Linked DNA regions of Homo sapiens: region 1 is linked to region 2. A link is an interaction called in ENCODE POLR2A ChIA-PET data of the cell type or tissue named here. Cell type or tissue: PC-3. All regions are shown on one strand. Each heading gives the region's core, and the rest is flanking DNA. Links, peaks and the distances in the headings are about the cores only.

Region 1 (4,357 bases), core at 900-3,399, 150 kb after region 2:
AAAATTGGTATTGTATAACAAGAACACCCTATCCCCTTGTATAGTGTTGGTATTTTTATGCATTTCAAAATTTCACCATGAGATTCATTAGGCAGTGTTAACGTACCCTGTGCAGAGGCCCGTTTTAGAAGAATAATTCATCTCTGTGCAGCTTTAACTTTATTCTCAGCAGTCTCTTGAAACACCATTGCCCTAATTTCCAGTCACTAAAAAAGACAGGTAGCAGATTAGGTGCTGGTAATAATTATCAAACGCAAGACACCTGCTGTTAAACTCAAACTACAGTCTCAGCTACCTGGGCAACATTTCTGATATAAAGCTGCTTTCTTCATTATTCTCCAAGAAGGAGACAGAGTAAGTCTCCACTCAGCTCCAAAAGTGACGAATTTATGTTGAGAATAGTAATTTAAACTGTGATCCCAAGCTACAGGGACTTTCAGGGTAGAAACACAGAATTAGACATTTTCATTGAAAAAATTTTCAGGAACTGGTGTTTGATATTGCAAACTAGAAAATTCGTTAAGTAGGCATTCACTAGAATTCTTCTTTCTGTAATTTACACACAATGACCAGAATCTGAAAAGTGAACATGCCGCTTTTGAGAGTCTTTGTTTTTTTTTCTATGCAACCTATGAATTCCATGTAAACATTCAAATCAAGAACATTTCGCATCTATATACAGACCATCCTCCATAAAATTCAGTCCCATTATGATTAAGGACTCAGGCTTTTTGTTTTGTAAAGTTAGAAATAAAAGGGGAAGGCCGGGCGCGGTGGCTCATGCCTGTAATCCCAGCACTTTGGGAGGCCGAGGCGGGTGGATTACCTGAGATCAGGAGCTTGAGACCAACCTGACCATGATGAAACCCTGTCTCTACTAAAAATATAAAAATTAGCTGGGCATGGTGACGGGTGCCTGTAATCTCAGCTACTCGGGAGGCTGAGGCAGAAGAATCGCTTGAACCCGGGAGGCAGAGGCTGCAATGAGCAGAGATCATGCCATTGCACTCTAGACTGGGCAACAAGAGTGAAACTTCATCTCAAAAATAAATAAATAAATAAATAAAAAGAAATAAAGGGGGAAAAGAGTAAATAGATATCCTAAATACCAGACTCCAGACTTTCAAATGCCACAAACAGAAACCCTTCTTATTTCCCAACGTGGGAAAAGTAAGTTTCTATAAAAACATTTTTAGATGACATGAATGTTTTTATGAGGGCTGATTTTGTTTCTGACTGTACAAAACTGGATCATACAGCCACAAAGAGGGCATGATGAGAGAAGAGAGGGAGGGGAAAGTAGAAGACAGAGATAAGATTTTTAATGAATGGTTCTTTTGCAGACAATTTTTTTTCCGTTTTCTCTTTGAGTTAGTCATTTAAGGATCCAAACAATGACATCAGAATTCCTTTCAGAATAGTCTAATTTGGATCATCAAAGCCACTGGATTCATGACGTCTTGGAGATTAGCTAAGGGAAGCATGTCCCAAACGCCTTTGACTTGAAAAAAAGCTTTCGGTCCAATATATAGCTCCACACAGTCTGTAGAATTTTAATTTTTAAAGTAATTTTTGGGTGACACGTAATAAATATATTTTAAGTAAGTAAATATATACATATAGTTTTGGGTAAATGAATTATTTAAAAATATAAAATATTTAAGTGCAACCTTAAGAACAGAAATAATACATAACAATATAAATTTCCACCTTTTCCATTAAAAATCAGTTTCTAAGAAAATTTTAATTTTATTTTAAAGGCCAAAATTTGTTGAAAAAGAAACAATCTAATAGTATGGCATATTTGGTTTTGTGAATAAATAGCAATTGAAATATACATTTAAAATGCATGTTATAATATGAAAAAAAGTGCTCAATTATGACCAGATGTGTAGAATTCTTGCTCCGTACTTAAAAAAAAAATGGACTCTTTTACCTTTATGATTATCATGTTTTGTTTCTGACTGCATAGATAAGAAGAGATTCAAATTGGTATTTGAAATGTCTGCAAATAACACATTGTTTGCGGGTTAATTTTTTTATTTCTCATGATTCAAAGCCATGTTTAATAATCATTACATTAGTTTATGCTTTTCAAATGGATTTTTGAAGTACTAAATACACACAAGAATTTTGATCTGATGAAGAGAAAATGAACAAAATTTGCAAAATTATATTATTATGTCCCTAGTTTCCTTATTGCATTTCAACGTCAGTGTTCCCTGTGTTTCCTGTCTTTAACAAATGGTCAGTTATGGATATAAATTAAACAACGTTTGACCTAGAATTTAAAAAAGCAATGTGCTGTTTAAAACTAATGTACTAGCTAGGAGTTATCAACTGAGTCAGAAACGGTAACTGAGTCATGAGCCAGCTCATCTGACTTCTCAGAGGACCATAAACTTTAGAACAGAAAGATGTCTGTTCTAAAGCAAACATCTCCTACATAATTATTTGATTTTTAATTTAAGTAATGGATGTTGCAATAGGTAAATTAATATTATCTTTGTTTTTTTTTTTTCTTGAGACGGAGTCTTGCTCTGCTGCCCAGGCTGGAGTGCAGTGCCACGATCTCGGCTCACTGCAAGCTCTGCCTCCTGGGTTCACGCCATTCTCCTGCCTCAGCCTCCCGAGTAGCTAGGACTACAGGCGCCTGCCACCACGCCCAGCTAATTTTTTGTATTTTTAGTAGAGACAGGGTTTCACCATGTTAGCCAGGATGGTTTCGATCTCCTGACCTCGTGATCCGCCCGCCTCAGCCTCCCAAAGTGCTGGGATTACAGGTGTAAGCCACCGTGCCCGGCCAGTATGATCTTCAGTTACATAAACTGGTAGACCTGAGGATCAATGGTTGGGAAAAACTATTGTGATCTAAGCTCTTCGGTTTCCCCAAAAGGAACTTGAGGCCCAGAGAGTTGATGCCTTCACTAAGTGTTTAACGGTAGTGTGATGTTTAACACAAAATGGCAATTTATCAATATTTGTTTGATGTTGTTATTATTGGTATTTATGGTTTTAAATTATTATTTATTTTTATTCATTTTGGTGTTACATTTTTGTTTCATAGTATATCTTTTATTGTTATCACATTGGAATAAAAAATAAAATTCAGTTTCTCTTCTTAGAATAATTATGCCATTATTACAGATATGAAAGGTCAAGCAAAGTGGGATTACTGGCATTTTCTGTTTATAAAGATTTGATAGTGTTTATTTTCTTTTTTGGTATTGTGCTAGGTGTTGTGCATAGCCTTTAAATCCTAATTATTTGACTGCTGTGTAATAGCCTATATTTTTAAAAAAATCTTGGAATTTCTGACATTGATTTTTCAAAAAATACATTAGTAATTTGGACTCAAAAGCTGATCTTAAAGTATAAAACAAACATGAAAGAAGAAATGAGATAATTATTAGTAATTTCTAACTACTCAATTCTTTGCACAAAGAAGATCCCAGATTTAGACAAGGTTTACATTTTCCATTCTTAATTTTATTTGTCTGATACACGTAATAGTGTATCAAAGTCAAATAGGAAAGTAAAAATCACAAATTATTTTAAACAGAGGGAATTAAATGCCTAGAATGGGTTGTGCACTTGATGAAAGATCAAAGGAACCAAACAGAGGTTGTTTAGGTAAGCCAGAGATTAGTATCAGCAGGAAGTGCTGCCATTCTGTAGTATGGAGGACCTCCTGGTATGGAGGTGATGTGGAATCTAGAAACCTGCCAGGAGGCTTGGCCTGTGCCAGAGTTAATGAGACTTACCCACTACTGAAGATGCTATCCAAGGAAATGAGAGAAGGACAGAGATACCTTGGCTTCTATCTTCCTCTGCCCTCCAATTTCCCACTAGTGCCCAACTTGACCCATGCTCAAACAGAAGCACCATTGATTTCCTCTGCCCGTTTCTTGTCTTCTGCATTGGAAAGTATTCTTGTGATACAATGCAGACATGCGGAAGGTTCATATAACACCCTGATTTATTTATTTATTTTGTTAATGGACTATGGAGACAATGTTAGCTACTTCTTGTTCTGCAATCACAACACACTTTACACAAAATATTTTCACACATTTCATGTGACATCCATTACTCACTTGAAGATGTCCCTTCCTCAATACGTTTTGATCTTCCTGAGTAAAGAAGCCACCCTTTCATTTTCAGTGCCAGGGAAATCATCTTGTAAATACCATGCACCATCTATGAACAGAGCTGTGGAACGTTAACCCACCAGCCCCTATAATTAAATGATGCCCGAATGACAAAAGCTAGAAATAGACGAGTAAATGTCCATCGTAATAACGCCTATGCCTCATAGCTACATACCTTCACATTCTGCTTCCCCTCAGAGGGTTTT
Region 2 (4,357 bases), core at 1,153-3,652:
TTAACAACCTGAAAGTCATAGTTAAAATGGAACCTCTTGTGTATCCAGAACAAAAATAGAAAGATGTAAAAAATTAAGACAGGATTGTATTCTTCCAAATTTGCTTCTTAAAGCTCACCTACTAACACAACTTAAAGGGAAATAATAATTTTCAGTATATATCTGATGTAAATGTGTAGCTGCTCTCTTGACTGTTATTTTGTTTCCGGTCTAGATGTTCTTTCAGGTTCACTTTCATCAACAATATTCTCTGTCTTCAGGGTAAAATGTTTTCCAGTGGTTTTGTATTGAGTCAAGTTTAGTGCTGCCTCCACACTTCGAGTAGGAGTTTTATCTGCAAGAACAACCTTTCTACAGCAAAGCTTATTACATCATACGAATAAGGGTTTTTTCCTTTTGGTTTTATGTGACCTTCAAACAACAGTCAGGTCAACTTAAAAGCAGAGATGTCATTACTTTCCCCTCAATTCGCTTTAATGGCTGATGGTAAATTTATATTCAAAATCATAAGTAATATGTGCTATTGTTACTTACTATGTGTAATGTCATCCACAATATACAGTAGTCATAATACACTCATTTTTATTTTTCAGAAATCCTACTTTTTTTTAATGGAACATAAAATTGGTTATGTGCTCATGAATTATTTTCCCCCACTTGGTGCAATAAGGATTAAAGGCTTTAAAAACGACATTATTTTATGTGGTTTACATAAAACATGAATTTAGAATTAAGCATTGAATTACAGAACTCCATATAATCTCTTATAATTGAACAACAATAATTTCATGTGTGTGTGGGCGGGGAGAGGATGGGCTATCACCCCTCTTTTTGATGTGCTAGAAAATAATCTAAAATATGAGAGAAAGACTTCCCATTTGAGTTTGACTTAAAGACAGCAGATAAAGTATATTTTATTTCTAAACATTCATTGGAATTGCATAAATGTTTTTTCATCCATGTTTTATTTACAAAATAGAAATTTTTTTTAAAAATAGAAAAATAGGATTTGGTGTAGTATAGTGTAGTTTTTCCAGAGGATCCTAATAAATAAAATATTGCTAAGCTTTTCTATTTCAGTTATAGGAAATGTGCAGTTTGTTACATTTTGTAGTATAACTTTATTCCCTTTGATTTGTGTATAATGTTATAATAAAAAATAATAATAGAGTCAGACCTCTGTAGCATTAGAGAAAATATTTGGCTAGAAACAACGGCTAGTTGGCTCTGAGCTTCCCTTAAGTTTTCAAGTTACTGCAGGTCAGTTTTAGTTAGGAATTGAAGCTGATTTGACACAACGACTAAAACTTTACTGTTACAGTAAGAATATAGAAATATGGAAATAATGCCTTGATCAAGTATTAAAGGTGTTTTGTCATTGGAAAGTTGCCTCCTTTTTGTATGTTTAAATATGTTTATACTTCTGCATAATTAATGCTTTTACATTTGTACAATCATTTTAATGTTAAAAGTGGATGTGGTATAAAACCAAGCTTAGTGGACTCATGATTATTTTGTTCCATGGCCTGTAGCTTCAATTTAGGATTAAACAGCATACCACTGTAGGAAGGTGGATTTTTCTTTTTTTACTTCTTATTTGAAATAAAATTTAAATTTCTCATGAGAAATTTGTTTCTAACTCTTTGATTCAAAGAGAAATGCTACAAAGTTCAGCAAACAATCTACAGTATTCTTATGATAAAAATAGTTGGATAATAGAAAAGAAAAATAAGGCATTTCCGTAATGGTTTTTCTTTTCCCTTTCTTGAAACCTTCTTTGCATCTTTCTGTCTTTTCCTTTTTTCTTCCTTAGTTTTATACATGCAAGTTTCTGTAACAAGTTACTCTGTAAAGCAGGATGCATGTATGTATTTGTGTGTGTGTATATATATATATGTATGTATGTATGTATGTATGTATGTATGTAACTTTGTAAACGTCATTTATTTAAATGTGTTCCTTTAATGGATCTGAGCTCTGAGACAGAGCAATAAAATTGGTGTGTTTATATTGCAAGTCCAAGTTTACTTGCTTTAGCTCCCTGGAAGGGTGTGACATGAAAAGATTGTGGTTGGGCCACATGGCTCATATGCTGGACTGTGTTTTTGTGAATGGAGGCAGAACTCCAGTTCTGCCTGCTTGTCTTGAGGAATTGCTGAGGAGATCAGCTGTCTCATTCACGGGCAGAAAGAATGACTCATACATCTTCCGCCTTGTTTGGCTCCAGGTCATTGTTACAGTGGATAGAACTGGTTTTAATTAAATATTAACCCCTTTTATACTTGACGTTTGTTTTATTTGTAATTCTTCCACTTTTTCCTTAGCTTTAAAAAAAAACCCAACAGGCACATAGTTTGTAAGAATAGGAGGGTTTTCGCTTCCCTGCAGCCAACCTTGGAAACTTTTTCATCGCTTACTTTTTCTTAAGTAATGATTATTATTTCATTTGAAAGTTAAAAATAAGCATAACATAAAGGCAAGCTATATTTAAAATTACCCATCTCTAAGGCAATATTAGTTAAGAAAAGTATTAAAATTAAAAAGGAGAATTGGTGAGTTTGTGACATATAGGTCATGATTAATATTTTTATGAATTTCTTTCTGATAATATGCATTGATACGTAGCAAAAAGACAGAAAACAGTAAAACAACTTTGGATAATAATCTAGGTAAAACAAATAGCTGAGAGTGCAGATACTGCCCTTTTAAAGCCGACATCCTGAGACTTGATGGCAACTGGTCTATTAACGTGCAATGAACTGATAGAGCCGCTCCAGCTATTACCAATAAAATCCACATGCTTAATCTCCTTGAAAGCATTTTATTGGTCTTTTGGTATATACTTTCTCCCCTTCTCCTTTCCTCCTCTTCCCCTTCGTCTTTAATTACATAGTGTGGGGAAACATTTTCATTCCCCAAAGGTGATTATATCCAGCACAGTTTATAATAGATAGTAGTGGAAAAAACATTGCTTTTTTAGGCTGACCTCTATTGTTAATTTTCAACTTTGGAGTTGGTATGGCTTGCTGCAAGTTTTCAGGCAGCTGCAGTTTGCTCCTTCACAGTATTCCCCTGAATTGAAGAAAAAAGGAAATGTATGATACAAGTGTGGCAATACTTTGTCATATTTTCCTTGCCTAGATCCAACTTGTGTTTTTAGTTAACTGCTTTCCGTTTACTCTAACTTGAAATTAGAGGTATACTTAAGCCTTTGTCTATTTAAGTAGCATGCTGCTTCGTTTGGTCTATTCAGTTTCTTAAGATTAGCTTCTGTGAAAATGTGAGTCATATGTTTTTTGTTAAAATTCTGTAATATGTTCAGGAATAAGTGTGAAGTATTTATTCAGTATGTTAAGGAGTTAGAACAGAAATAGGAATTCTTATTCTTACTCTTTACAGATTGTTATCGTGCAGCTATTTTCTGTATATTTGCGAGGTATAACTTCTAGATTATTCTACTCCTAAAATTTGGCCCTTTTTTCCTCACACATATTCCAGCACACATCACACACCCATCAGTGAGTCTGTGCTGCTCTTGCAGTGACATATATTAGGAAGTTGCAAATCTGCTTACGATGCTACAAAAACAAACAAAAGACCTTTAGAACATTCATACCATCATATTCAGTTACAAGTATACTTTTGTTACTCACCAGCTATTTTTAACTTTTCCTGTAAAGGGATATTATATTTTTATTAGATTCTTATAAATGTTGGCTTTTTAAAAGCCCAGTAATTGTTGTGGTTGATATATTTGCATCTCAATAGTTATATCTGTTTAGCTGTTAATTCTGAGGGAAAACCAAAACAATGATATAATGGGAAAAATGTGCAGGATTTGAATCTGTGTACTTGCTGTTATTTATTAAATATATATTTAAAACACTTGTAATTTTTTTGATATGAAGACTTACTTGAAAGCACACCCTTCGCCTTGTAATTTATGAATCTTTTAGAACATTTTTTTCTGCAGTGTCAAAAAAATATGTTGTGTTAATAGCTGAGAGAATGCTAATGTACAGATTTTAGCTGTTTCGTTGCCTCTCTAGTAGACTTCATTAGAAGTAAAGATATTAAACTGAGCGTTGTAATGACATGTACTTTTTTGTGGATGACTTGAAAGACAAGGGTTGGTGGGTAGAGGACTGGAAAGAAGAAAATAAGGAACATTTCTTGAGTAGCTGGCATTGCGTTTAGACTGTTTCATTTAATCCTCACCAAAAAACTGTATTTTCACTAGTAAACTGATAAGTAAAATTCAGTTCTAAGAGGTTCAGAAACTTAACCAAAGTTGCACAACTAGCATGTCACAGAATTAAGATTTGCAGTTTGCTAACTTTGAAGTTGTTACCCACAG

The links. ChIA-PET counts read pairs that join two places held together with the same protein. Peaks named below come from ENCODE experiments on the same cell type or tissue, not always from the same donor. Only the 100,000 strongest peaks of a DNase experiment are listed, where the experiment ranks them.
Region 1: POLR2A ChIA-PET joins it to region 2 with 6 read pairs; 3 of 35 experiments call an interaction of 5 or more read pairs at or near these places.

Annotation. Positions count from the first base shown.
Region 1 is chr7:13,824,946-13,829,302 of GRCh38, reverse strand. No RefSeq gene overlaps it. Among named protein-coding and RNA genes, the nearest start is that of ETV1, 160 kb to the left of the region's middle. In PC-3, for the core only: no CTCF peak of the experiment used is centred there; a DNase peak (open chromatin) is centred at 2,342; H3K27ac peaks cover 2,118 bases.
Region 2 is chr7:13,979,072-13,983,428 of GRCh38, reverse strand. All of the region lies in intron 5 of ETV1 (ETS variant transcription factor 1), which reads left to right. Among named protein-coding and RNA genes, the nearest start is that of ETV1, 8.4 kb to the left of the region's middle. In PC-3, for the core only: no CTCF peak of the experiment used is centred there; DNase peaks (open chromatin) are centred at 2,128 and 3,568; H3K4me3 peaks cover 689 bases; H3K27ac peaks cover 2,427 bases.